Linked DNA regions of Homo sapiens: all the other regions are linked to region 2. Evidence: read pairs that join two places in POLR2A ChIA-PET (ENCODE). Cell type or tissue: Panc1. All regions are shown on one strand. Region 1 overlaps ITGA7 (integrin subunit alpha 7). Region 2 has its middle 2.0 kb from the start of OR10P1. Region 3 overlaps ITGA7 (integrin subunit alpha 7).

What was found. Peaks named below come from ENCODE experiments on the same cell type or tissue, not always from the same donor. Only the 100,000 strongest peaks of a DNase experiment are listed, where the experiment ranks them.
Region 1: POLR2A ChIA-PET joins it to region 2 with 14 read pairs; 5 of 35 experiments call an interaction of 5 or more read pairs at or near these places.
Region 3: POLR2A ChIA-PET joins it to region 2 with 16 read pairs; 3 of 35 experiments call an interaction of 5 or more read pairs at or near these places.

Annotation. Positions count from the first base shown.
Region 1 is chr12:55,685,896-55,688,395 of GRCh38, forward strand. ITGA7 (integrin subunit alpha 7) reads right to left here. Exons shown (of 25, transcript NM_002206.3): 23 at 2,307-2,405; 24 at 2,076-2,201. Among named protein-coding and RNA genes, the nearest start is that of TMT1B, 5.4 kb to the left of the region's middle. In Panc1, no CTCF peak of the experiment used is centred here; no DNase peak of the experiment used is centred here.
Region 2 is chr12:55,633,684-55,636,183 of GRCh38, forward strand. No RefSeq gene overlaps it. Among named protein-coding and RNA genes, the nearest start is that of OR10P1, 2.0 kb to the right of the region's middle. In Panc1, no CTCF peak of the experiment used is centred here; no DNase peak of the experiment used is centred here.
Region 3 is chr12:55,698,030-55,700,529 of GRCh38, forward strand. It overlaps ITGA7 (integrin subunit alpha 7), which reads right to left. Exons shown (of 25, transcript NM_002206.3): 5 at 1,841-1,960; 6 at 681-888; 7 at 354-547. Among named protein-coding and RNA genes, the nearest start is that of ITGA7, 8.6 kb to the right of the region's middle. In Panc1, no CTCF peak of the experiment used is centred here; no DNase peak of the experiment used is centred here.

The DNA of each region.
Region 1 (2,500 bases), 52 kb after region 2:
TGGCATCTCCTTACACATTCATCTCCTTGCACACTCATGCCCATAGAAAAAAGCATGCATGCGACCTCCCCACACTCCCACATGCTCACACCCCATGAGCCCACCAACCCTTTGTGCACGCCTCAGGCTGTGTAGACTTACCCTTATATCTGCACCCTTCTAATTACCTCTCACCTCACATCACTCTCATGCAATCTCATTTTTCACCCTGAACATTCCTGATCCCCTGAATGCTGGGAATTCTCCTTATATTCACACACATACATACCCACACACACTAGACACATGCACACACACAACAGTTACCCCACAGTCCCTGGACCCCCAACTTCCATGGCTGAAGGCTGCACAGCCAGACAGGCCCGGTGATAGTTGGTGGGAAAAGATGAGCTCTGGCTGCTCCGATGGAAGAAGCCACACTAGGATGTCGAGGGAGAAGCAGGGCAGAGGAAGCAGAGGATGGAAAGATTGAGGAAGGACAGGATCCCCTATCTCTGCTCTGTCTTCCTTCCATGGGAGCAGGGAGCAAGCATCCTGGGACCAGTTTCACAGAGGCATCAATCTCCCCTAAGACTGGGAAGGTTCCCAACAGCTTGGATGCCACTCCAGAGCCTGGTCTACTGATGATTCACACTTGCCAAAGGGTGGCTCAGTCTCTGATTGGTCCCAAAGAGCAGGCACAGGCAGGGGCAGTTCTCCAGAGCCCCAAGGACATGTGTGGTTCTGAACATAGCCCCCGATGTGGCAGATGGCTCAGCATATGACCCCGGTGATGTATGTGATTCCGTGTACTGACGTGTGCATGTGCATACTTTTACATTGAGCCCTGGATACCAGTATGATTCGGTATACAGCTCTGGGTGTACAAGAATGCTTCCATGCAGAGCCTGGTATGTGGAAGCTCTGAGTTCCGCCATGAGGGCAGTCCCCTGGAGGCCGTTCTCCGTGCTTGTTGGCCTTCTTGGCCACATTTACCTTTCCAGTTTTCACTGCCACATTCTAGTTAAGTCAGATCACACTTCTCTGCCTCCACGACTTTGCCTACCATGGTCCTGCTGGACCCCACCTACCTCATCCCCTTACATCCTCACCCTACTACCCCACCTTCCTCTGAGGACTGGTTCCAGTGCTACCTCCTCTCAAGCTTTTTTCCCTCTAAACTCCCACTCCATTTTCTCAACTCAACACTTCCTGCCTTGTCCTTGACTACAGGCTCACCACTCCCATCCCACTGGACTATAAAATCCCTGAGAACGAGATCTGCATCTGATTTCTTTTTTTTTTTTTTTTTTTTTTTTTTGAGACAGAGTCCTGCTCAGTCCCCCAGGTTGCAGTGCAGTGGCGCAATCTTGGCTCACTGCAACCTCCACCTCCCGGGTTCAAGCGATTCTCCTGTCTCAGCCTCCCAAGTAGCTGGGATTACAGGCACCCCCCACCATGCCCAGCTAATTTTTTTTATTTGTTTGTATTTTTAACAGAGACAGGATTTCACCATGTTGGCCAGCTTGGTCTTGAACTCCTGACCTCAGGTGATCCACTCACCTCAGCCTCCCAAAGTGCTGGGATTACAGGCATGAGCCACCATGCCCGGCTTTTTTTTTTTTTTTTTTTTTTGAGATGGAGTCTCGCTCTGTCACCCAGGCTGGAGTGCAATGGCGCCATCTCGGCTCACTGCAACCCCACCTTTCGAGTTCAATCGATTCTCCTGCCTCAGCCTCCCAAGTAGCTGGATCTACAGGTGCGTGCCACCACGCCCAGCTAATTTTGTATTTTAAGTAGAGATGGGGTTTCACCATGTTGTCCAGGCTGGTCTCGAACTCCTGACCTCAAGTGATCCACCTGCCTAGGCCTCCCAAAGTGCTGAGATTCCAGGCATGAGCCACTGCACCCAGCCTGCATCTGATTTATCTTTGAAACATCCAGGGACTAATAGAGTTCCTGAGACATGCAGGGCAAGTGTTCAGTGCAGATTTGCTGAATACATGAGTGTGTGGGTGGGTGACAGAACCACAATACAAAATGCTGCTCACCCAACCAGGAAGTCCACCCCCATCAGCCCCACCTCCAAGCCTCACCTTCCACAGGAGCAGCACCAGCAGTGCTAGCACCAGCAGCCCAGCCAGTACAGCCAGGAGGATGACCCACCAGGGCACTCCTTCTGCCACCACAGCCATGGGGTCCAAGTATACCATCACTGGGATCTGGGGAGCAAGGGGTCAATGGAGCAAGAGGTCAATGGAACAAGAACTGGAGGGAGCAGGAAAGAAGAGAGTCCTCCCCACCTATCCCCCAACCCTGCAGCTCACCACTGTGGAGGCATCTCGGAGCATCAAGTTCTTTATGGAGGACTTCACTGTGATGTTGGCCCGGACAATCACTTCCAGGGACTTCACAGCTGAGTACTCCTAAGGGAACAGGGAAGGAGACCCTTCTCCTAAATGCCCCATGTCTCCCTCCCTTCCCCTTACCTCCTGAAATTATAAATGTAATGGTGCCCAAC
Region 2 (2,500 bases):
CAATTCATCCATGTAACCAAAAACCACTAGTACCCCTAAAGCTATTGAATTTTTTTTAAGGGACCTGTTTTACTAAGAGATGAAAGGTTGGTATTGCCACTCATGTGTCCAGCTACAGGAATCCAAAACAATTATAACACAGCGAGACCCATAAAAATGTCCACATGCTTAGCCAATAATATTACTCTTAATTTACCCTAAGGGAATAAGCTAACAGAGCAAACTGAGACACACATGAAAATATTGTTTTCATCATTGTCTACCATAGCAAAAAAAAGATGGGACAGCGTAAAGTGCACAAGGATGAGAAGCGTTTGTTAAATGTTAGTGGAGAAATTCAATGGACTACTACAAGAATTTTTTTTGAAAGATTGTTCAGAATACCATGCGGTCTCATGGCAAAATGCTTACAGCAAACATTAAAAAAGGAAAAGAAGACATAAGGTATATACACTATGACTACAAGCATAGAATATGGGTTTGCAGTGGGACAAAGACTTGAGAGTGATATATGAGAAAAAAAGAATTTAAGGTGATGGAATAATGGTGGATTTATTCCAAATGTTTCCTAAATATTTTTAATTGAAAAAAACAACATTTTAAAAATTTGAAAACATCAGGATCTATTTCGTGTTTTCTTGGTGGTGTGGACATCTGAAAAGTTTTTTTTTCCTTTTTAATCAGCCAGCCCAAAATGTCATGAAGATTTATGGACGAAAGTAGAGAGGACTAATGAACTCAGATACTCCTTCTGTCCAAACTGACTACATGCAAGTTCATCTCCCAAAAGTGTAGAGTGAGGCTATTGGCCTCACAAGACATATAGTAAGTATGTGGTTGATACCTCAGGCTCAAAATTACAATTCTGGTTCTGCTGTTCACTGACTTTGTGATCTTGCATAGGTCGTTTAAACCCTCAGAGCTCTGGTTCTTTATCTGCAATGACAAAATAACAATTGTCACTAATGTTGTTATAAAGGTCAACTGATATACTGTATAATCCCCAGCACACAGCACTCTCCAAACATAAGCTAGAATAAATGGTTTAAGGCCACAAAAAAAAAAATATGTTGAGAGAGCAGAGTGAGGGTGGGATGAAAGTTAAGTGCAATGGATAGAACTTTGAGGCTCTGTTTCCTAAATATGAAGATGGCCAGACTAACCTCATGGCGTGGGTCAATATGGGTGATCAAAGCTCCGTGAATCTTGGGACCAGGACTTCTGAAAGTCCAGTCCAGTTTCCTGTCTTTGTCAAACTAGCTGCCTAAATTTAGGCAAATCACTTAATTGTTCTATTTATCAGTTCCTCTGTCTTTATAACTGAGATTCGTTCACTCATCTAATAAATGTTTAGCGAACACTCGACATGGTCCAAGTACTGAGCTTGTTTTTCTGGTGATTAACCTCTTTTTTTTTTTTTTTTTTTTTTTTGAGGCAGAGTCTCACTCTGTCGCCCAGGCTGGAGTGCAGTGGCACGATCTCGGCTCACTGCAAGCTCCACCTTCTGAGTTCACGTCATTCTACTGCCTCAGCCTCCTGAGTAGCTGGGACTACAGGCGCCCACCACCACGCCCAGCTTATTTTTTGTATTTTTAGTAGAGACGGGGTTTCACCGCGTTAGCCAAGATGGTCTCGATCTCCTGACCTCGTGATCCACCCACCTCAGCCTCCCAAAGTGCTGGGATTACAGGCGTGAGCCACTGCGCCTGGCCTTGGTTTTTTTTTTTTTCTTTTTTTTTTTTTTTTTTTTTTTTTGACTGGTGATTAACCTCCAAGGCAGTTGATAACTTGGTGGTTAAGATCACAGGCTCTGGGGTTAGGCAGACCTGGATTTGAACCCAAACTCTGTCACTTACAAAATGTGTGACATTGAGAAAGTTACTTAACACTGTCTGGGCTTCCCTCTCCTTATCTGTAAAATGGAGAAAATGAAGGTTTCTATGTCGTAGTGTAATTAGGAAGATCCAATGATTTAATGAATGTTTAGCCCTTAGCATGGTGCCTGGCAGGAACCAAGCACTTGGGAAACATTAGCAGCTGCTAAAATAGGTAACTGCCTCCCCACCTCCCCACCACGTCCTGCAGGATCTCACAGTGGAGTAATAAGTGCTAGGACAAAAGGACAAGCAACATCTCATGAAAGCAGAGATAAAAGTGCCTTCCTCAAATACTCAAGGGCTCTCTGGTGCAAGAGGAGTTAAATATTGTATGAAATACTAAGCATTTAGCCAAGACCAATACAGTAAAGTCTTTTCCTACAGGCAGAAGAGGCCATAGCTAGAAAGGGCTACCTCAATAGGTGGTGAGTTCCCCATCACTGCAGATGTTCAAACAGACTCTGCACAGCACCCTTCTAAAATGTTGAAGATAAGATCCAAGTACTGTCATATGGAAATATATGTTCCTAAATGTCACTTTTAATCTTGAAATGCCATGGATAATTATTTCTGAGCCTGAGGATCACAGAAAGCTGCCACCGAGATAGCGAAACTTGAGTGAA
Region 3 (2,500 bases), 64 kb after region 2:
CAGGGCACAGGGAAAAGGCAGTCACGCTGGCTGGGGGCCTTGCAGACAAGATCCAGGCCTCAACTCCCCCCAGTCACTCAGGTATGTTTTCTATTTTATTGAGAGGCTACAAAATCCCAGGCACTCTACATACATCATCTTTAATCCTCTTGGCCACTCCCTGCAGATATTACTAACGCAAAAAGGTTAGGAACTTGCCAAGGTCAGAAAGCTGGTAAATGGTACAGCTCAGACATAAGCTCAGGGACCCTCTCTCCCTGAGTCCTCAGAAGACCACACCCTGACCTCTGAGGGGCTTCCCCATCCCTCCTGTGGCCCCTCCCTCCCTGAGCCTTTCCAGTTCCCCGTCACACCTGGAAAGCCATCTTGGTTGAGGTCCCCCAGGACAGCCAGGCTGATCCCGAACATGGAGTCAGGGGAGCCGCAGAGCCGGAGAGGGGAGATCCCAGCCCAGTGACCCCCCTGGTTCAAGTACACATACACAGCACCCCCCAGCTCTTCTTGGCGCTCAAAGAAGTAGGGGGCACCCACTATCAGGTCTGGCCAGCTATGGAGAGAGGGAAACATTCAGTGTGGGTCCTCCCTGGCCAGAGGAGCCAGCAGGAGGCTAAGTGGCCTCAGCCAGACTGGGGCTACTAGACCCAGCCTCCCTCAGGTGGCACGGCCCTCTACCCACTCACCCATCACTGTTGAGGTCAGCCACAGCCAGTGAGTAGCCAAAGCCGGAGGTCAGGCGCTCCCCAGACAGCATAACCTCGGGCACCAGGCGACTGGCGCTGTCCTTGCGCAGGATGACCACAGCACCCTTGTGGTTGGCGCGGGGGGCTCCAGCCACAAAGCTCAGCTCTTCTGCACGCACCAGACCTTTCCCCGAGTCAATAGAGAAGCCTGGGGGAAGGGTGACTTACCCCTAAGTCTTCACCCCAAGACTCAGAAGCTGGGGTGTGTCACAGCTCCCCCAGCCCCTGCCCCCTCCCTACAGGTTAAGAGCCAAGTCACAGCTCCCCTGCACCCTGCCCCCTCCCCTAGGTTAAGAGCCAAAAGATAGGTCCCCCCAAGTCATCAGCACCACAGCTGGATAGCTCTTCCTCCCCACAGGGCCTGGCAGCCTCCCACACCCACCAGGCCCAGAGACAAGCTTGGCACAAAAAGTGCAGTGAGGTCAGCCTCAGGGACTGGGCAAGAGAGAGAAAGGTGATGGCTGAGAAGGCCAGGAGCCCAGGTAGGAGGCTGAGCACAGTGGCCTCACCCTGCCCACACCCAGGGAGCTAGAAGAGCTAGAGGTCCCTCTCAGGCCCGAATCCCACCCAGTGCACCTCTTTCCCCCAACTCCCTCATCCTGGCAGGGAGGGGAAGTCTTCACATGGATGAGGGGGAGACAAGGGGGAGTGAGAGAGCGCCTGCTTCACCCAAACATCTCCCAGGCCTGGTTTCCTCCTCCTCTGCAGAGGAATGCAGATGAGACAACGAGAGGGACTTACCAACAACATTAGCCCTTTCTTCAATATGTGCCCACCATCCATCCCCTCAGGGAAAGTCCCCCTAGAAGACAGGACTGTCCTTCCCAAAATATCCTCAGCCCTGGCCCTCTCATTCCACCTGAATCTTCCTCCATGGAGACCCCTGGCTCACAGCCCCAGAGGCCACCACCCTGGGGGCCTCCTCCTCTTAGGCCTGATCATTGGACCCAGCTCTTCTCTGCAATTTGGGCCCAATGTATGTCTCCCTGGGTGTGTGTTGGGGGAGGAGGAGATTATAAGGCACCAAAGGTCGAGTTCCCTGGGGAAGGAGGGGAGGCTGGGCCATGCCCCTAGAGTCCAGGAGGTGGGAGCTTACAAACCTAAGTAGCTATTGAGGGCCAAGTCTCCGGCTGGTCCTGGGAGCCGGTCAGCAGGGTCCAAAGTTTTATACACCAGCTGGTCGGGGTCTGAGCTATCAATGTTGGTCACAAAAAGCAACCCTGTGGGGGGTGGGGTGAGACACCAGGGAGGGGACATCCAGAGTAGGGGCCACAGAGTAGGGAGACAGAGCCACAGAAAGGCCAGAAAATGGTGGAAGAAGAAGAGGTGGAGAGAGAAAAAGAGACCAGAGAGATCACAGCCAGAGACAGAAAGACAGAGAGAGACAAGGTGAGAGACAGAAACAGAGACAGAAGGATGGGAGCATGGAGAGAGAGGACAAGAGAGAGGAGCAGAGGGTTAGAGCAGTTCTGGGCCGGGGAGAGGTCCCTACCAAAGTAGCTGTTGGCAGGGACCGGGATGAGGCGGGGGTCCTGCTCCTTCTCTCCCCCCGCCTCGTAGGGACCGTCGTCCAGGTGTGCCAGGTCCGCTGAGCCCTGTGCACAGAGCTCCACCCTGGCCGTGCCTGCAAGGACAGACCTGTTAGTGCCCAGGGCAGGGCGCAAGGAACACCCCTCAGGCCGGACACTGAGTTAGACAGGCACACGGGGAAGCCCTGCCTCTTCTTTCTAGCCCTCTCCCCACCCTGTCCCCAACCCAGG